Linked DNA regions of Homo sapiens: all the other regions are linked to region 1. A link is an interaction called in ENCODE POLR2A ChIA-PET data of the cell type or tissue named here. Cell type or tissue: MCF 10A. All regions are shown on one strand. Region 1 overlaps COG7 (component of oligomeric golgi complex 7). Region 2 has its middle 43 kb from the start of SCNN1B. Region 3 overlaps SCNN1G (sodium channel epithelial 1 subunit gamma). Region 4 overlaps SCNN1B (sodium channel epithelial 1 subunit beta). Region 5 overlaps SCNN1B (sodium channel epithelial 1 subunit beta).

The links. ChIA-PET counts read pairs that join two places held together with the same protein. Peaks named below come from ENCODE experiments on the same cell type or tissue, not always from the same donor. Only the 100,000 strongest peaks of a DNase experiment are listed, where the experiment ranks them.
Region 2: POLR2A ChIA-PET joins it to region 1 with 38 read pairs; 2 of 35 experiments call an interaction of 5 or more read pairs at or near these places.
Region 3: POLR2A ChIA-PET joins it to region 1 with 38 read pairs; 8 of 35 experiments call an interaction of 5 or more read pairs at or near these places.
Region 4: POLR2A ChIA-PET joins it to region 1 with 11 read pairs; 3 of 35 experiments call an interaction of 5 or more read pairs at or near these places.
Region 5: POLR2A ChIA-PET joins it to region 1 with 10 read pairs; 7 of 35 experiments call an interaction of 5 or more read pairs at or near these places.

Annotation. Positions count from the first base shown.
Region 1 is chr16:23,421,240-23,425,239 of GRCh38, forward strand. It overlaps COG7 (component of oligomeric golgi complex 7), which reads right to left. Exons shown (of 17, transcript NM_153603.4): 7 at 3,510-3,708. Among named protein-coding and RNA genes, the nearest start is that of COG7, 30 kb to the right of the region's middle. RefSeq lists an enhancer at 3,029-3,574. In MCF 10A, no CTCF peak of the experiment used is centred here; DNase peaks (open chromatin) are centred at 2,452 and 3,532.
Region 2 is chr16:23,257,327-23,261,326 of GRCh38, forward strand. No RefSeq gene overlaps it. Among named protein-coding and RNA genes, the nearest start is that of SCNN1B, 43 kb to the right of the region's middle. In MCF 10A, no CTCF peak of the experiment used is centred here; DNase peaks (open chromatin) are centred at 1,155 and 1,705.
Region 3 is chr16:23,183,374-23,187,373 of GRCh38, forward strand. It overlaps SCNN1G (sodium channel epithelial 1 subunit gamma), which reads left to right. Exons shown (of 13, transcript NM_001039.4): 2 at 2,855-3,215. The coding sequence starts at 2,899. Among named protein-coding and RNA genes, the nearest start is that of SCNN1G, 2.6 kb to the left of the region's middle. RefSeq lists enhancers at 2,379-2,880, 2,881-3,380. In MCF 10A, no CTCF peak of the experiment used is centred here; no DNase peak of the experiment used is centred here.
Region 4 is chr16:23,325,334-23,329,333 of GRCh38, forward strand. All of the region lies in intron 1 of SCNN1B (sodium channel epithelial 1 subunit beta), which reads left to right. Among named protein-coding and RNA genes, the nearest start is that of SCNN1B, 25 kb to the left of the region's middle. In MCF 10A, no CTCF peak of the experiment used is centred here; no DNase peak of the experiment used is centred here.
Region 5 is chr16:23,360,204-23,364,203 of GRCh38, forward strand. The region is part of intron 4 of SCNN1B (sodium channel epithelial 1 subunit beta); the gene reads left to right. Among named protein-coding and RNA genes, the nearest start is that of SCNN1B, 60 kb to the left of the region's middle. In MCF 10A, no CTCF peak of the experiment used is centred here; a DNase peak (open chromatin) is centred at 2,438.

The DNA.
Region 1 (4,000 bases):
GTAAAATTAAAAGTTAGGCAATATATTTACAACATATTTGATAAGCAATGGTAAAAATTCCTCACTATATAAGGATCTTTCAGGAATATGCACCAAATTTGTAACAGTGGTTAAAGTGGGATTATAGGAGAGTTATTTTGTGTCACAGATTTCTATATCATTAATTCTTATAATACATATTTTGTTGCTTTTTATAATATATTTAATAATATATTATTTTAAATAAATTGCTCTTATAAATTAACCAGAAATAGGTTAAACTCCCAAACAGAATAACAGGCTAAAGAATAAGCAATTCAAAAGAGAAAAGATACTTTTTATCATGTAACTTTCAAACTTGCTAATAACCAAAGTGAAAAACTAAAATGGCATATCAGTAATTGTCTAAGAACCTGGCAATGACAGGAGAAAAAAAGAATCTAGTGCTGGTGAGGGGATGGCAACACAGGCACCTTCGTTCACTACTGATAGATACAAAAACAGGTCTAAAGAACAAAATGTGTCAGGAGGCTGAGGAAGGAGAATGGCATGAACCCAGGAGGTGGAGGCTTCAGTGAGCCGAAATTGTGCCACTGCACTCCCGCCTGGGCAACAGAGTGAGACTCCATCTCAAAAAAAAAAAAAAAAAAAAGAACAAAATGTGACAAGTATCTTCAAAGTTTTCATTTCTGAGCAACTGCAAATTTAAACTTATCCTAAGGAATAATCGGAGCTAGGCTCAAAAACTAATGTATAAAACAGTTCATTATAGTTTTATATATCATAGTGATTAAAAATGGTAGTAAATTGGCCAGGTGTGGTAGCTCACACCTGTAATCCCAGCACTTTGAGAGGCCAAGGCAGGAGAATCACTTGAGCCTAGGAGTTTGAGATCAGCCTGAGCAAAATAGGAAGACCCTGTCTCTACAAAAAATTTTTAAAAATGAGTCAGCCTTGGTGGCATGTGCCCGTGGTCTCAACTACTCAGGAGACTGAGTTCAGAGAATCACTTGAGCCCAGAAGGTTCAAGGCTACAGTAAGCTGTGATAGTGTCACTGCACTCTAACCTGGGCGACAGAGCAAGACCCTGTCTCAAAAAAACAAAAAAAAAATAAAGACAACAAAACTATGTCTTAGGAAAACATTTAATGACATAAGAAAATGCCCATTATATTATTTTGAGCATTTCAAAAAATGAAAATATAAGACTGTCTACAACCAATATTTTAAGATATTTTGTATATATTATATAACATATATTATTACATGTAAATATATAAAAGTATTTAATATATTTAATATGTTATGTATTTATTACATAATATTTATATGGTAGATATTAAGTATATTAATATTTGTGAACAATGTATATTTATATTTGTATTACTGGAAGCAAATAATGTTGTTGGTGGCTCTGACTGATGAGTTTATGGATTGTTCTTGCTCTCTTTTTATTTTTGTGTGTGTTTCCAAAAAATTTTTAAGTTAAAAGAAAAACTAAAACTCTTTTGGAAAACCTCAGGGAGAATCATTAGTAATCTAGGTCAGGTGTGGTGGCTTACACCTGTAATCTCAGTACTTTGGGAGGCCAAGATGGGTGGATTGCTTGAGGCAAGGAGTTTGAGACCAGCCTGGCCAACATGGTGAAACCTCGTCTCTACTAAAAATACAAAAAAATTAGCCAGGTGTGGTAGTGTGTGCCTGTAATCCCAACTACTCAGAAGGCTGAGGCAGGAGAATTGCTTGAACCTGGGAGGCAGAGGTTGCAGTGAGCCAAGATCACGCCACTGCACTCCAGCCTGGGCAACAAAGCAAGTCTCTGTCTCAAAAAAAAAAAAAAAAAAAATGAAATCTAAAGTCCCAGCCAGGCATGGTGGCTCACACCTGCTGTAATCCCAGCACTTCAGGAGGCTGAGGCGGGTCGATCACCTGAGGTCATGAGTTCGAGACCAGCCTGGCCAACATGGCGAAACCCCATCTCTACTAAAAAATACAAAAATTAGCCTGGTGTGGTGGCACACACCTGTAGTCCCAACTATTCAGGAGGCTGAGGCAGGAGAATTGTTTGAACCCAGGAGGTGGAGGTTACAGTGAGCCAAGATCACACCGCTGCACTCCAGCCTGGGCGAGAGTGAGACTCGTCCCATGGCTGACTAGCAAAGCACTTCCAGATCTGTCTCAAGGGTGGTTCTCTTCCCCACTACATCCATCCCCAGGGGAAGGATGCAGCCATTCCTTGCTCCACCTTCGTCCCACTGTGCTGCAGCAACTCGCCTTAGCCCAGCTCTCTCAACTCTCCTTAGCCACTTCCACAAAGGCATCACGGTCCCTTGGAAGCTTCCCCATCCACTGGGCCTTTCCCATAACTAAGGCCTGACCTGTGAGCATGCCAAAAACACCGATGAGTCATCAGGAATCCGAACAATAAACACACTCCCTGGAACGTACAAGGCAATTATACACAGATGTAATTAAAGAGAAGAACTATTAAATAAACCAAGTCAGTGACACACAGCCGCCGAACAGCAGAACAAGGCCTTCCTGAAGCAATTTCCTGATTTGACAGCAACATGCGTCACGGGGTCTGTGTTCTTTAAAAATTTATAAAGCTTTTAACATAGACGGGAAAGAGCTTGGAGAGCATCACACACCAGGCACTGTTTACCCAAATGGGAGTAAGGGGTGCTCTGCTCTCAGTCGGCCACCGGGGAAAGCCCATTTTCTCTACAACCACCTGTAGTCCTAACACAGCTCCCCTGCCCTGGGACACTTGCTGTTGCTCCTTCAAAAAGCCCCTGTAGGCTGGGCACAGTGGCTCATGCCTGTAATCCCAGCACTTTGGGAGGCCGAGGCGGGCAGATCACCTGAGGTCAGGAGTTCGAGACCAGCCTCAACATGGAGAAACCCAATCTCTACTAAAAATACAAAATTAGCCAGGCGTGGTGCTGCATGCCTGTAATTCCAGCTACTTGGGAGGCTGAGGCAGGAGAATTGCTTGAACCTAGGAGGTGGAGGTTGTGGTGAGCCAAGATCGTACCATTGCACTCCAGCCTGGGCAACAAGAGCGAAACTCCATCTCAAAAAAAAAAAAAAAAAAAAAGCCCTTGTAGCCTGTTTGTTCTCTAAAACTGACTTTTGAGGTTGAAATGTCTGAGGCTTCGTGATGACTTCAAAGGATAAGCACACTTGCCTCCTGGTGTAATCTGCCGCCAACTCTTTGCCATAACATCTACCTGCCTCACTGTGATGCCTCTTTTATATCCCAAGCCCCACAGAGGTGTCCATCACTTCCCCAGAGCATGTAAGGCACCCAGGCAGCACTGGAGCCAGGCAAAGATATTAAACAACTATTTCCTTGATGGCAATGTTTTTTCATGGAAAAGCCCTCCACATCTGCTGAGAAGGAAAACACCGATCCCTTCCATTTCTGTAAAATCAGTCATCTGAAAAGGCAAACAAATCCAGGCCCCAGAAGCTTCAGAAAGAGCGAGTAAAGACAAGCTAGAGAACTGGCAGGAAGGAATGTTTACGTAGGTGGGGGAGCAGTGCCATCTCCAAGCCCTTGGCGAAGTGGGCGGTGGCGTCGTAGAACTCCAGCAGCCTGGTGAGCTCCTGCTCGGGCCCTGCCCTCTCCACGCCGTTGCTGAGGCAGGAGGGCAGCGAGGGCATGAGGGCCCCCAGGGTCTGAATCAGCAGCACCATTACCACCTCGTGGGGCTTCTGGAAAACCTGCAGTGAGAGAGAGGTGTACCTGCCTTAGCACATGGAGCCAAATAGGAGCCCACCTTTTTTAAAAAACTTTTTTGAGATGCCAGGCACGGTGGCTTATGCCTATAATCCCAGCACCTTGGGAGGCCAAGGAAGGTGGATCACTTGAAGCCAGGAGTTCAAGACCAGCTTGGCCAACACGGCAAGACCCTGTCTCTACTAAAAATACAAAAATTAGCCGGGTGTGATGGCGCATGCCTGTAATCCCACCTATTCGGGAAGCAGAGGCAGGAGAATCACTTGAACCCGGGAG
Region 2 (4,000 bases), 160 kb before region 1:
CCGCACTCAGCTATTATTCTTTTCTTTCTGTTCATTGAATCATTAACTCTGTTTTAGATTTGTTTCCCCAAAAGCAGATCTGGGGATCTGAGACAGAGAATTTATATGAAAGTGATTTTGTTGTTGTTGTTGTTGTTTGGTTTTTGGTTTTGTGGTTTTTTTTTTTTTTTTTCAGAGATGGGGTCTTGCTATGTTGTCCATGCTGGCCTCAAACTCCTGGGCTCAAGAGATCTTCCCACTTCAGCCTGAGTAGCTCGGGCAGCAGGTGGACACCACAAAGCCAGGCTGTGTGAAAGTGATTCATAAGTGTTCCCAGAGAAAATTGGTAGAGAAGTGGAGAAGGGGAATGGGGCGAGAAAGAAGGTTAGACAAAGGTGTGTTATCAAGTAAAGTCACACAGAGGGTAATTGAGGCTTGACCCTCCAGGGGAGCTTTGGGACACTGTGGGTCATTAGGGCAAAGGAACTGGAGGATTTCTATCCCCACACTGTCAGTCATGAGTTAAGGGCTGTCCCCGGGGCATGAAAACTTTCAGGTATTTCTGGTTTTCTTGAACATGCAGGAAAAGCAGGTCCTAGCAGCCTATGTGCAGCCCTCCAGTGAAGGCCAAAGGTACTGGCCATTGGGAGGAAAAGTACACAGAAACCTACAGTGCACAAAAATGGTAAAATAATACAGAGTACAGGAGAGCTGAGAGCATCTGCACATTCTTTCAACAGACTTTTACTGAATATCTATTACATTATAGATGCTGCATGGAAATTGTCCAGGCACAGTCTTTGCCTTCAGCGATCCAGTCCTGATGTCTTTTTTTTTTTTTTTTTTTTTCCCCCACAGCCGGGATCTCACTCTGTCGCCCAGGCTGGAGTGCAGTGGTGTGATCACAGCTCACTTCAGCCTTGAACTCCTGGGCTCAAGCAATCCTCCTGCCTTGGCCTCCCAAAGTGTTGGGATCACAGGCAAGAGCCACCACGCCTGGCCCGGTCCTGATGTCTTGAAGGGGAGACAATTGCACATGAGTTAGTCTTGTTCAGGACGCAAGGTGCAATAGCAGCAGCAGGTAGGAACTCAGAGAGGAAGTGCCCCAACTGTGCCCAAGTGATTCTCGGGCGTGACTTAGGATCTTAAAGGATGACTAAGGGGGAAAAAGGTATTCCTAGCCAAAGGAACAGCATGTACGAAGGCAGAGAAAGAAAGTACACATTTGTTTGGAAATAAGGAGTAGTTTGCTGTAGCTAGAACACAGGGTGTGGGAGAAAGGAAGACAACGGGAAGCCAAGGCTGTAAAGAGAGGCTGGGAAGAAGTGACGAAACATTTTATACCCCGTTAAGGAGACAGTAAAATTTTGAGATGGGCCTACCTGGCCATGATTATAGAGGTATTTAGGAAGAGAGGGTGGCCACATAAACCAGGTACTGGACACCAGGTGTTCTGTCAGCCCAGCATCCACAACCCTAACCAGATCATCCTGTTTCTCTCTCTCTCTCTCTCTCTCTCTCTCTCTCTCATTATAGAGATGGGGTCTCACTATGTTGCCCAGGCTGGTCTCAAACTCCTGGCCTCAAGCCATCCCCCCACCTCAGCTTCCCAAAGTGCTGGGATTACATGGGTGAGCCACTATACCCAGCCCTGTTTCTCTAGGCCTGATGATTGCCAGACAAAGGAGAGTCAGGGCTGGGGCTTTCCTTGGAGAGGTTGGGAAAGAGGTTTGCAGAACTGCACACTGGCTGGAGGGAAGGGCAGCTCAGAGAACAGAGCCAGCAGGTGGAGACATGAGGAACAGCTTCTGTGGACGTCAGCATAGTGCCGGATCCAGTGGACACAGGGATACCAATATTCCCTATGATGATAAATATCAATTAATTCCAATAAGTTTCCTTTTTCTGGCTTAAGCTGGATTGAGTCAGGTTTTTGTCACATTAAATGAATGAGTCCCCATTCATACAGAATATATGGGGATTTTTGTTCTGTGTTGTTTGAGACGGAGTCTTGTTCTGTCGCCCATGCTGTAGTTCAGTGGCGGGATCTCAATTCATTGCAACCTCTGCCTCCTGGGCTCAAGCAATTCTCCTGCCTCAGCCTCCAGAGTATCTAGGATTACAGGCGCCCACTTTTTTGTATGTTTTTGGTAGAGACAGGGCTTCATAATGTTGGCCAGGCTGTTCTCGAACTCCTGACCTCAAGTAATGCCATTCAAGTGCACATCAACTGTTTTGGAGAATGCTGCCAAGGTGGTATTCAGAGGAAAATGCCTAGCCTTAAATACTTTTGTTAATAAAAAAAAAATTCTAAAGTAAGTGGACTATGCATTCAACTCAAGAAATTAGGAAAAGTAAAACAAAAGAAATCAAAAGAAAGTAGAAGGGGAAAATATGTAAAATTAGAAACAGAAGTTGGAGAAGGGAAAGAGGGAAAAGGGCAGACTTGATAGAGGAAAGACCTGCCAGGCGCAGTGACTTATGCCTGTAATCCCAGCACTTTGAGAGGCTGAAGTGGGAGAATTGCTTGAGCCCAGGAGTTCGAGACCAGCCTGGGCAACATGGTGAAACTCCATATCTACAAAAAATACAAAAAGTAGCTGGGTGTGGTGGCTTGCACCTGTGGTCCCAGCTTCTCGAAAGGCTGAGGCTGGAGGATTGCTTGAGCCCAGGAGGTGGAGGCTGCAGTGAGCCGTGATAGCACCACTGCACTCCACCCTGGGTGACAGAGCAAGACTCTGTCAAGAAAGAAAGAGAAAGAAAGAAAGAGAGACAGACAGAGAGAGAGAGAGGGAGGGAGGGAGGGAGGGAGGGAGGGAAGGAAGGAAGGAAGGAAGGAAGGAAGGAAGGAAGGAAGGAAGGAAGGAAGGAAGGAAGGAAGGAAGGAAAAGAAAGAAAGGAAATGAAAGAGAGAGAGAGAGGGAGGCAGCAAGGGAGGGAGGGAGAGAACGAAGGAAGGAAGGAAGGAAGGGAGGAAGGAATGGAGAGAAGGAAGGGGAAAGAGAGAGATTAAAATCAATCAAACTTACAAAGCATCTCAATTAATTTGGAGAGAATAAACATCTTTCCAATACTGAATTGCCACATTCAGGAACATGTCCTAAGCATTGAAGTCTTTATTCAGGCCTTTCTGTATAGGTTTATAGTTTTCTTCAGAAGGGTCTTGCACAGTTTTTTGTTACTATTGTTCCTGAGATATCTTTGAGTTTTCTAGCTTGGAAAACTGGGTGGATAAAGGAATCACTCACAATAGCAACCAAGTCCACAAAATACCCAGGAATCAGTACACTGGGGTGGCCAAGACACTTTTGGGAAACTAACAGGAGCAATGTTGGTGGGCAGGAAACTTACCATACCCAATAGAGAAATCCACTATAAAGTCACAGTCGCTAAAACAGTGTCATATAGCAGCTGTATGTGGTACAGTTATTCAGTGAGATGCCACTTAGCAATAAAAGGAAGCAAACTATTTTTTTTTGAGACAGGGTCTCACTCTGTTGCCCAGGCTGGAGTATAGCAGCATGATCACGGCTCACTGCAGCCTCGACTTACCAGGCTCAAGTGATCCTCCCATCTCAGCCTCATGAGTAGCTGAGGCTACAGATGCACCCCACCATGCCCAACTAATTTTGTATTTTTTGTAGAGACAGGGTCTGACTATGCTGCCCAGGCTGGTTTCAAACTCCTGGGCTCAAGCGATCCTCCTGCCTCAGCCTCCCAAAGTGCTGGAATTACAGCTTTGAGCCACCACGCCCTGGCAAGGTAGCAAATTATTGATACACCCAACAACTTAGAGGAATCTCAAAGACATTACACTGAGTAATTGAAGCCAATCTGGAAAGGTTACCAATTATATTATTCCATTTATGTGACATTCTGGAAAAAAACTATATTAATAGACAACAGATTAGTTACCAGGGTTACAGAGGGAGGATGTGGCTATGTAGGGGTGGCCTGAGGGAGATTTCTGGGGTGATAGTTGTGGTGGTAGTTACACAAATACATACATGTGTTAAAATTC
Region 3 (4,000 bases), 240 kb before region 1:
AGTTCAAGTGATTTCTGCACAGGACTCGCCCTTCGGGACGGGCACTGATCGGGAACTCTCCGGTCCAGCGAACCCAACGCTAGACTTGGGGCAAATCTCTCATCCCTCTCCAAGCTTTGGGGTCCTGCACTGTGGGATGGGGGACAGGCAAAGTCGGTGGTAGGTGAGGAGGGGGTGCACGGAGCCGCTGCGATGAGCCAGGGCCCTGGAATTCTAAAGAATCCTTCAAATCCTTTCTACCTGTGTGGTCTTGGGCAAATTACCTAACCTCTGTGCCTCAGTTTCCTTCTCTGTGAAATGGGCCAAGTAATAGCACCTCATATAACTGTAGTGAGGATTAAATCAGGTAGTGTGTGAAAAGGACTGAGTGGGATGCCTGGGAGTACAGAAAGGGATCAATAAGTGATAGCTGCCATTATTGCTGCTTTCCCTGCTGCTGTTATTATTATTAATGATTGAAGAGCAGCCTAGTTAGTCGTTAAAGGGACTCCTAGGTGCAAATCCCAGCTCAGCCACTTTCTAGTGTGACCTTGGGCAAGCTACTTAACCTGTCAGCGTCTGTTTCATTTGTACAATGGAGGTGGTTGTGATACCTACCTCAGACGATTATCGTGAAAATTAAATGAGGTGACAGCTGCAAAGTACTTAGAAGAGTAAGTGCTGGGTATCAGCTAGTAATTCTTCCACCAAGGGTATCACATTGGCTCAGGCTGCATAATCTAATGGTAGCTACAGTCTTGTTTTGCTTTGAAGTTGAAATATTATTTATATGAATATTTTATCTGTTTTGCAAAGAGCAAGATCAGTTCCCTTCCTTCACTTGGGGGCTCCTCTGACATTGTCGACTGATCCATTGGGGTCAAGGTCGGTTCTGGGGAAGGGGCTGATGGGGCAGAGGTACCCCTGAGAGCTGGGGATAGGAGCTTCCAGAATCACAGCTTCTGTTGAACATTCACAGAGGAGGGCTGCAGTTTTATTTGACAAGCAATTGAACCTGGACCTAGATTTTAAAAACAAACTCTCGCTAATTTTTTTCTTTCTTTCCTTCTTCTTTATTTCATTTTTTATTTTTTTGGATTGTAGTGAGGGAGGAGGTAAGGATAGGCAATATTTTAAGTGATAAAAAAATAAATTATATTCCTCTTGCCCAGAGGCTACTAGCATCATTTTGATGGTGTTCTTCATCCCAGCAAAATCATATCAATCTATGGAGGGTTTAGAGCAGTTTGTCTGCTCTGGACATCTCACCTCCATGCCCAGCACTCCATTTCCTTTCCATCTGAGGCCTTAAACCCACTAGCATCATAAGCTTGGAAGCCTCCTAGCTTTGCCCCAGCTTCCAATTTTAGCCCATATTTCATGGGTTCAGGGTGGGAAAAAAAGACATAACTCTGCAGGTTCCGAATACTGCCTAAAAATCTTGATGGGGCACATCGAAGTCACAGACATGGGTCCTCTCTGGTCCTGGGGACCACCCTGTATGCCCTAGGATATGTCCTAATTTGCCTTTGTCACTGTAGAAGGCATAGGACGACACAGTTTTCATATATCCCCCACCCCCAATACTAGTGCTCACAAGTCTTGGGAAGTGGTCATGTGCACTGTTCAGAGTTTGGAAATTAAATAGCTGTGTTCCTTCTCTTTCCTCCTACCTTTAGTTCTTGGTATTGTTAATTAACTCCCTGCACCCAGCGTACTACCAGGCCCCTCAAAGGCGTATGCCATAGCGGTGAAGGCTGCAGGGTTCCATCCAGCTCCTCCACTAACCAGCTGCATCATCTTACACAAGATATTCAACCTCTCTGAGCCCATTTTTCTCCTCTGTAACATGGATATAATAATAGCATGCCTACTTCATGGAATTATTGAAACACAAAAGGAAATATATGTAGGCTATGTGTATATTTATAGAGAGAGACAAATTTACTTATGAGACTAATGAGACTATATATTATAAACATGAAATGAGTTTTTATGTAGTATATTAGTTCATTTCTAAAATTATTTCTCATTGTAAAGTTTGTATAGTTGAGATGCATCGTGCACATTGATGAATGTGATAATTTGCCTTCCAATACTGGTACTCTCCCCCAAAGCTGTTATTAAATCAAGGGCATTCTCTAAATTAATGGTATCTTAGAATCAAGGAAATATGGCACAATGCCTGGCAAACACTAAGTGGCCAATAGTTGCAGGTTATTGTTACATCAGGTGATCTAGAAACATTAAGAGCTTGACTGTAAAGAGAAGAAACAAAAGAGAAATCGTTTCACTTATAATAAAGCCTCAGAGAAAAGGCTGGGGAAAATGCAGCCAGGAACATGATCTAAGGTGGCTGCCGGGAAATTTTCTTGGCAGATTTCATCTGTCAGTTACAATCTGCCGAGCACTGCTCTGTGCCAGACACTGTGCTAGGAACCAGGGGGCATAATGAGATAGGAATGCTGCCCTTGAGGAAGGCGGGCTACTGGAGGTGATAAGGCACGGGTACCCCTGCCTGATAAGAGAGCTGATGGGGCTGCTTCCAGAGTTCCTGCCCAGGAACCCGGGGAAAGGTCCTGCAGCCTGTCCAGCCAGCGCTTCGCAGGTTGCACCTCACCCAGCCCCCGCACGGCTAGGCCTGGGGGCCGTAAGAGAAGTAGGCAGCTTCTCTGGCAGCTGTGGTGGCCAAAAACAAACGTCCCGTGGAAAAGGGGCCAAGGATTCAGAATGCAAAGTGCCTAAGCCACAGAGGAACAGAGGAAGGAGGTCTCTAAGGGCGCATGGACTGGTGTTTCCCAGACTGTGGTCTCCAGGGACACACTAGCCGGCTAGTGCCTGCCAGCTCACCTGCTTCTCTTCTTTGCCCCTCCAGCACGCCCGTCCTCAGAGTCCCGTCCTCAAAGTCCCATCCTCGCCATGGCACCCGGAGAGAAGATCAAAGCCAAAATCAAGAAGAATCTGCCCGTGACGGGCCCTCAGGCGCCGACCATTAAAGAGCTGATGCGGTGGTACTGCCTCAACACCAACACCCATGGCTGTCGCCGCATCGTGGTGTCCCGCGGCCGTCTGCGCCGCCTCCTCTGGATCGGGTTCACACTGACTGCCGTGGCCCTCATCCTCTGGCAGTGCGCCCTCCTCGTCTTCTCCTTCTATACTGTCTCAGTTTCCATCAAAGTCCACTTCCGGAAGCTGGATTTTCCTGCAGTCACCATCTGCAACATCAACCCCTACAAGTAAGAGGCATGAGCAGGGAAACGCGAGTAGGGAGCCAGGCCCCCCACAGAGGCCAAAGCCCCTCCCGAAAGTGACACACTGGCAGCCTGGAGGTCGATTCCAGCCTACAAATGTGCTTTCTAGAAATTTGAATTTGTTGCTAACGCTGGTAAACAGCCCCCTCCCCAGTTCTAAATCTGTATGTACCAAGTTTTCAGACCATCAGTGACTTGTTTTTTTTCTTTTCTTTTTCCTTTTTTGAGATGGAGTTTCGCTCTTGTTGCCCAGGCTGGGATGCAGTGGTGCGATCTCGGCTCACTGCAACCTCCACCTCCCAGGTTCTAACAATCCTCCCGAGTAGCTGGGACTACAGGGGTGTACCACAGCGCCAGGCTAATTTTTTTGTGTTTTTAGTAGAGACAGGATTTCACCATGCTTGGCCAGGCTGGTCTTGAACTCCTGACCTCAGGTGATCCACCCGCCTTGGCCTCCCAAAGTGCTTGGATTACAGGTGTGAGCCACAGTACCTGGCCTTTTCTTTTTTTTTTTTTTTTTTTGGAGGCAGGGTCTCACTCTGTCACCCAAGCTGGAGTGCAGTGGTGCAATCATAGCTCCCTGCAGCCCCGACCTCCTGGGCTCAAGCAATTCTCCTACTGCAGCCTCCTGAGTAGCTGGGACTATAGGCACATGCCACCACATCCAGCTAAAATTTTTTATTTTTTAAGAGATGGGGTCTCGCTATGTTACTCAGGCTGGTCTCAAACTCCTGAGCTCAAGTGGTGCTGCCACTTTGGTCTCTCAAAGT
Region 4 (4,000 bases), 96 kb before region 1:
TCAGCTCATTGCAACCTCCGCCTCCCAGGTTCAAGTGACTCTCCTGCCTCAGCCTCCCGAGTTTTTGGGATTACCTTCCTGCACCACCATGCCCAGCTAATTTTTGCATTTTCAGTAGAGACGGGATTTCACCATGTTGGCCAGGCTGGTCTCAAACCTTTGACCTCAAGTGATCTGCTCACTTCAGCCTCCCAAAGTGCTGGGATTACAGGTATGAGCCACCGTGCCCAGCCTCTTTTTTGAATTTTTTTTTAAACTATAAAAGTAATACAATTTTGGAAAACAGGTACAAATATCAGAATGCAAGTTGAAATGCGCATCCGATCTTAACTTCTTATACAAACCCCTGTTCTGCCAAATAGTAGAAACTTAATTCCAACCCATCCAGCATCTCCCCAGATCCTTACACCAGGGTTGTACCTAAATTCAAGGAAGGAGGCTGGACATGGAGGCTCACATCTGTAATCTCAACACTTTGAGAGGTCGAGGCGGAAGGATTTCTTTAGACCATGAGTTTGAGACCAGCCTGGGCAACATAGTGAGACCCTGTCTCTAATAAATAAATAAATAAATAAATAAATAAATAAATATAAATAAAAGCCACACAGCTGTAGTCTCAGCTACTTAGCTACTCGGGAGACTGAGGTGGGAATATCTCTTGAGCCAGGGAGTTTGAGGCTGCAGTGAGCTATGATTGCACCACTGCACTCCAGCCTGGGCAACAGAGCAAGACCTTGTCTCTAAAATAAACAAAACAAAAAAATTCTTGGAAGCTTAACTTTTTTTTTTAAGTCTGTATTTCCTGCTTCCCTACAACTATCTTTGCCTAACAATAGATTTTTTCATATACTTAGAATCCTGGTTTTTTTCAAGCAGCATTCTATTATAAGCTTTTTTCCATTTTGCTATTAAAAATTATCTTCTCATTTATTACTTTTATGATGCAAGCAATATATGTTCATTGTAGGAAAGTTACAAAGCACAGATAAACTAAAACAATTTCTTAAAAATAACTCAAGATCCTGCTACCCAGAGATAATCATTATAAACGTTCTGGTTAATGCCATCTGTGTTATTTTTCCTATGCACATAGATGCATATAAACCCACATGGTTTTTTTGTTTTTTGTTTTGTTTCTTTGTTTGTTTTGAGACAGAGTCTCACTCTGTCACCCAGGCTGGAGTGCTGTGGTGTGATTTCGGCTCACTGCAAACTCTGCCTCCCAGGGTCAAGCAATTCTCCTGCCTTAGCCTCCCGAGTAGCTGGGATTATAGGTGTGCGCCACCATGCCCAGCTAATTTTTTTTGTATTTTTAGTAGAGACAGGGTTTCATCATGTTGGCCAGCCTGGTTTCAAACTCCTGGCCTCAAGTGATCCACCTGCCTCAGCCTCCCAAAGTGCTAGGATTACAGGTGTGAGCCACCACACTCAGTCATTATTTTTTATTTTTACAAATTTATGGGGAACAAATGCAGTTTTGCTACATGGATATACTGCCTAGTGGTGACGTCTGGGTTTTCAGTGTAACAGTGTACAGCGTACCCATTAGGTAATTCCTCATTCCTAACCCCTCTCCTACTCTCTCAAGTCTCCAGTGATTATTATGTTCTTTTATTGCTATTGCCCAGGCTGGAGTGCAGTGGTGCAATCATAGCTCACCACAGCCTCAAACTCCCAGACTCAAGCAATCTTCCCGCCTCAGCCTTCCAAGAAGCTGGGACTACAGGCATGCATCACTATGCTCAGCTAACGTTTTTATTTTTTGTAGAGGTGGGATCTCGCTATATTGCCCTGGATGGTCTCAAACTCCTGGCCTCAAGTGATCCTCCCACCTTGACCTCTCAAAGTGCTGGGATTACAGACAGGAGCCACCATGCCTGGCCTAACATAGTTTTTTTAAAAAAACAAAAATAATTGGCTGGGAATGGTGGCTCACGCCTGTAATCCCAGCACTTTGGGAGGCCAAGACAGGCAGATCACCTGAGGCCAGGAGTTCAAGATCAGCCTGGCCAACATGGTGAAACCTCCATCTCTACTAAGAATACAAAAATTAGCCAGGCATGGTGGTGCACGCCTGTAATCCCAGCTACTCAGGAGGCTGAAGCAGAGAGAATCACTTGAACCCAGGAGGTGGAGGTTGCAGTGAGCCAAGATTGCGCCATTGCACTCCAGCCTGGGAGGCAGAGCAAGACTCCATCTCAAAAATGATAATAATAATAATAATAACTAACCATTTTTCTTAATGGCTCCCCAATACCTCATTGTGTGCCTGTATCGTAGTTTGTGGAACCCTTCTGCTCTTGCATGTTTAAGGTTTCTTGCCATGAGTGTCTGTATCCATACAGAGAAGCTGGGCAGAGAGGATTTAGCCATCGCAAAATGTGGTCACCTCTCAAACCAAAATGTGGTGCTTGGCTAGCAGGTGAACAAGAAAATGACAAACCAGGAGCCCTTCTGGCCTCATGACAAGATGGGTCCTCCAAAGGCCAGATGTACACTTGTTTTTCCTTGAAAAGGACATTCACAAAGAAAAGAATAAACAGGAAGGTTTTCCTCACAGCTATGACCACATCTTCTGTCTTAGAGTTTGGGGTCTTCCGGATCAGTTGGCAAGACATGTGTCAGGCTGCTGGGATGGAGGCCTATATCATCCTAGAGCCAGCAGTGGAGAAACCCACAGAACAAGTCTTGTAAGGAAGCCGCCAAGCATGGCAGCTGGGGCCGAGGGGTCAGTAGGGCCAGTTGTCTTTAAGTCACAAGTGGGAAGGTGTTTTATCTAATCTGGTGAGTTTACAAGACAAGAAAGGATCTTTGCTGAATCTGTCACCCCACGCAGAGTGGCATGTGCAGATGGCTTTTAGATAGTGCACAGACAATTGCTTTTCATCTCATTAGTAATTATTTATGTTGAGGGGTATTAGAAAACATATATAATTAGTAGCATCCAACCTGTGATTTTGTGGACATTCTTGCTTAGGACAAAACTAAAGTAGATATTTAAGTAAAAAACAAGAGTGAGTCAACTTAAAGAAAGATATTAAGTAAATGATAGTATAATTGGTTCCCAGGGACAGCCCAGATCATGATGGGCACGAAGTCCATCCTTGTACATCTCAAAGTCAGCCCTTGTGCATTAAGTACTTAGTCCCTGAGAATAGAAAGACAGCCAGCAATCTTTCACTCCAATCTTTGGTCTGTCTTTGCTACAAGAGGCCTCTGTTTTCAGAGACAGCTTCTCAGAGCTTCTTAACAAGCATGAGCTGGACTCAAGAACCCAGGAGGTACTGGAAACAGGCAGTCAGCACAGATGCAACATCTGAGTTCCTAAAATTCGGAAGTGGGTCAGGTCAGTTTCAAACATGGAAGTCCTGTCCTGCAACAATTTGGTTAAATGCCTCTGAATCGTGGGTGGTGGTTTCGCCACCCATGCTATACCTTGAGCGTTTATTTTTGAAGTGAGTTTTTGTTTGTTTGTTTTTTGAGACAGGGTCTCGCTCTGTCACCCAGGCTGGAGGGCAGTGGCATGATCATGGCTCACTGCAGCCTTGAACTCCTGGACTCAAGTGATCCTCCGACCTCAGCCTCCTGAGTTGTTGGGACTACAGGCACGCACCACCATACCCAGTTCATTTTTTAAGATTTTTTTTGTAGAGAGACGGTCACGCTGTCTTGCCCAGGCTGGTCTTGAACTCCTGGGCTCAAGCGATCTTCCAACCTCGGCCTCCCAAAGTGCTGGGATTACAGGCATGAGCCACCATGCCTAGCTTGTTTATTATTATCATTATTATTATTATTAGAGACAGGGTCTCGCTCTGTCCCCCAGGCTGGAGTGCAATGGTGCAATCATGGCTCACTGCAGCCTCATCGGTTTGGGCTCAAGGGATCCTCTCACCTCAGCCTCCTGAGTAGCTGGGACTATAGGTGTGTGCCACCAAACATGGCTAATTTTTGTATTTTTTTGTTTCACCAACATGGTTTCACTGTATTGCCCAGACTGGTC
Region 5 (4,000 bases), 61 kb before region 1:
ATAAATAAATAAATAAATAAATAAACAAATAAATAAATAAATAAAAAGGCTTTTGGCCAGGTGCAGTGGCTCACTTAATCCCAGCACTTTGGGAGGCCAAGGAGGGAGAATCGCTTGAGGCCAGGAGTTTAAGACCAACCTGAGCAACATAGTGAGACCCCCCATCTCTACAAAAAACAATTTTAAAATAACAAAATTAGCCCGGCGTGGTGGTACACACCTGTAGACTCAGCTACTCTGGAGGCTGAGGGGGAAGGATCACTTGAGCCTCGGAGTTTGAGGCTGCAGTGAACCAAGATCACACCACTGCATTCCAGCATTCCAGCCTGGGTGACAGAGTGAGAGTAAAATATAGAGAGAGAGACTTTGTTGTTGGTGGTGGTGGTGGTTTTTTTTTTTTTTTTTTTTTTGAGACGGAGTTTTGTTCTTGCCCCCAGGCTGGAATACAATGGCATAATCTCCACTCACTGCAACCTCTGCCTCCCGGGTTCAAGTGATTATCGTGTCTCAGCCCCCCGAGTAGCTGGGATGACAGGCATGCACCACCACACCTGGCTAATTTTTGGTTTTTGGTTTTTGGTTTTTGGTTTTGTTTTGTTTTGTTTTTTTGAGACAGAGTCTCACTCTGTCGCCCAGGCTGGAGTACAGTGGCACTATCTCGGCTCACCACAAGCTCCGCCTCCCGGGTTCATACCATTCTCCTGCCTCAGCCTCCCGAGTAGCTGGGACTACAGGCAGCCGCCACCACAACCGGCTAATTTTTTGTATTTTTAGTAGAGACAGGGTTTCACTGTGTTAGCCAGGATGGTCTTGATCTCCTGACCTCATGATCCACCCGCCTCAGCCTTCCAAAGTGCTGGGATTACAGGCATGAGCCACTGTGCCCAGCGTAAATTTTGTATTTTTAGTAGAGACAGGGTTTCACCATGTTTGCCAGGCTGGTCTCAAACTTCTGACCTCAGGTTATCTGCTGCCATAGCCTCCCAAAGTGCTGGGATTACAGGCATGAGCCACTGCGCCTGGCCTAGAGAGACTTTTTATCGAGGAATAGTTTTAGATTTACAGAAAAACCACAGCCTCCAACTCCTGGACTCAAGTGATCCTCCCTCCTCAGCCTCCAAAAGTACTAGGATTACAGATGTGAGCCACTGTGCTGGCCTTTGCTCTGTACTTTGGAAAGGAGTCACTAAATTCAGACTACGCTCAGGGGAAGGGGAAGGGAGTGGCCAGTGGGAAAGGAGCATTGAGCTCCACCCCTCCTAGAGAGAAGAATATATATTATTTGGAATTCTTCTGTAAAGGAAGATTTGTCTCATCTCCTCCATTTATTTATTTATTCCATCATTTATTGACACAGTATGGACTCCTGTAGATTTAGGTTGTAATCCAATTCCTTGTTATCTATTCTCTTGCTTAAATTCTTCTAGCTTTGGCCACTCTGTCAGTTAGCACCTGTGTGCCTTTGATATGTCCTCACCTGGGTGGGTTTTTTAACTTTTGCCTACTTTCTGGCACTACAGGATGCCCCCGCCCTAGAATCAGCCATTTCTCTAAAGAGCTCTGTTTGGTTTTTTGGTTGTTTTGTTTGTTTGTTTGTTTTTGTTTTTGTTTTTTTTGAGATGGGATCTCACTCTGTTGTCCATACTGGAGTGCAGTGACACAATCGCGTGCCCGATTAATTTTTTTATTTTGTAGAGATGGGGTCTCCCTATGTTGCCCAAGCTGGTCTCAAACTCCTGGCTCAAGCAATCTTCCCACTTCAGCCCCCTAAAGTGCTGGGATTACAGGAGAGAGCCAACAAGACTTGCCCAAGCTCTGGTTTTTTAAATTGAAGAATGGTATTTAGAAACCAAGATCTGGGCCAAGCATGGTGGCTTATGTATGTAATCCCAGCACTTTGGGAGGCCGAGGTGGAAGGATTGCCTAAGCCCAGGAGTTTGACACCGGTCTGGCCAACATGGCAAAACCCCATCTCTACTAAAAATACAAAAATTAGCCGGGTGTGTTGGCATGCACCTGTAATCCCAGCTACTAGGGAGGCTGAGGCAGGAGAGTCACTTGAACCTGGGAGGCAGAGGTTGTATAGAGCCAAGATCATGCCACTGCACTCCAGCCTGAGCAATCTCAAAAAAAAAAAAAATAAAGTTAAATAAAATTTAAAAATAAAGAAACCAAGATCTGGGCATATATAAGCATTATTATTACTATGGTTGTTGTTGTTTCAGGGATTATCCAACTAGTTTCTGCCCTGGAAAGTCTTTCCTGACCTCTGACCACACAACAGTGGTTATACTGCTTCCTGCTAGGATGCTCTATTTCCCAGTCTTTTCTGGAGGCTCACTGGTCTCTGTCTGCATGCCTGGCTCCCAGCCCAGCAGAGATTTCTGTAGGGAAACACCTGGCTCTGGAATCAGAGGCAGCCAGTCCTGGGAGCAGCCTCTCTGGGTGAAGAGTATTATCAACAAGCAAATAGTTGGCACGCACGTGGAGACCAAGAGCATGGCGCGGGCAGGAGGGGACCTGGCCACACCCCATGCAGCCTCCTGCTCCTGGGCTGCATCTGACCAAGACAGTTCCTTGGGAACACTGTGTCCCCATGCCCTGGGGCGAGGTCTCTCCTTCAAGAGCAGGGCCTGGATTGAGCTGGTTTGCTCTGCTCTGTTCTTTTCCTGTGGCCACAGCCCTGATCCCACAGTTTATAGACTCCATGGTGCCCGCCCAGAGCTATTTCTTCCCTCTGGGGCTTTGCCTGTGTTGTGTCCCTGCCTGGTGAGCCCTTTCTCCTCCCTACCCTGTAGACTTAGCCATCGCTTACTTGTTCATAAAGTCTCAGCTCAGGCCTCCCCTCCTCCAGGAAACCTTCCCTGACTCGCTCCCCACTCTCCACTGGGACTTGGGTGTCACTTCTCCATACTTATCTCTGTCGATGCTCTTATCGCCTATTGTAATTTATTCATCAAATATTTACTGAGTGTCTGTGTGCTCTGTACCAGACCCTGGGCATGGAGCTGTGAACAGTAGCAGCCAAGATTTTTTGAGTATTACAGTATGCTAGGCATCCACCCCTTGCCGCAGTCATGTAGGTAGTATTATCTGGTGTTACAAATGGGGAAAGTGAGGCACGAAGACGTGATGTAACCATCCCAAAGCTCACCAGCTGCTAAGGGACACAGCCAGAATTGAAATCAAGCAGGCTGGCTCTGTGGCCTGTGCTCTTGACCTCTGAGCTCTTCTCCTTCCAGACAGACAAGGTCATGCTCCCTCCCCGGGCTTATGTTCTAAGCAGGAGACAGCTAAGTGAGCAATTAAATCAAGAAGATAATTTCAGGCCAGGCACAGTGGTGGATGCCTATAATCCCAGCATTTAGGGAGGCTGAGGCCAGAAGATCACTTGAGGCCAGGAGTTCAAGACCAGCCTGGGCAACATAGCAAGACCCCATCTCCACAAAAAATTTTACAAATTAGCTGGGTGTGGTGGCACATGCCTGTAGTCCCAGCTACTCAGGAGGCTGAGGCAGGAGAATATCTTAAGGCCAGGAGTTTGAGGCTGCAGTAAGCTATGATCACGCCATTGCACTCCAGCCTGGGCAACAGAGTGACACCCTGTCTCTACCAAAAAAAAAAAGGAAGCTGATTTCAGATTCTGATGTATCTGATAAAGAAGATAATCAACTGGTTGAAGGGCCAGGTGCAGTGACTCACCCTGTAATCCTAGCACTTTGGGAGGCCAAGGCAGGTGGATCACCTGAGGTCAGGAGTTCAAGACCAGCCTGACTAACATGGTGAAACCCTGTCTCTACTAATAATACAAAAATTAGCCAGGCGTGGTGGCGCATACCTGTAATCCCAGCTACTCAGGAGGCTGAGGCAGGAGAATCACTTGAACGGGGAGGCAGAGGCTGTAGTGAGCTGAGATCATGCCACTACACTCCAGCCTGGGCAACAAGAGTGAAACTCCATCTCAAAATAAATAAATAAATAAATATAAATAAACTGGTGG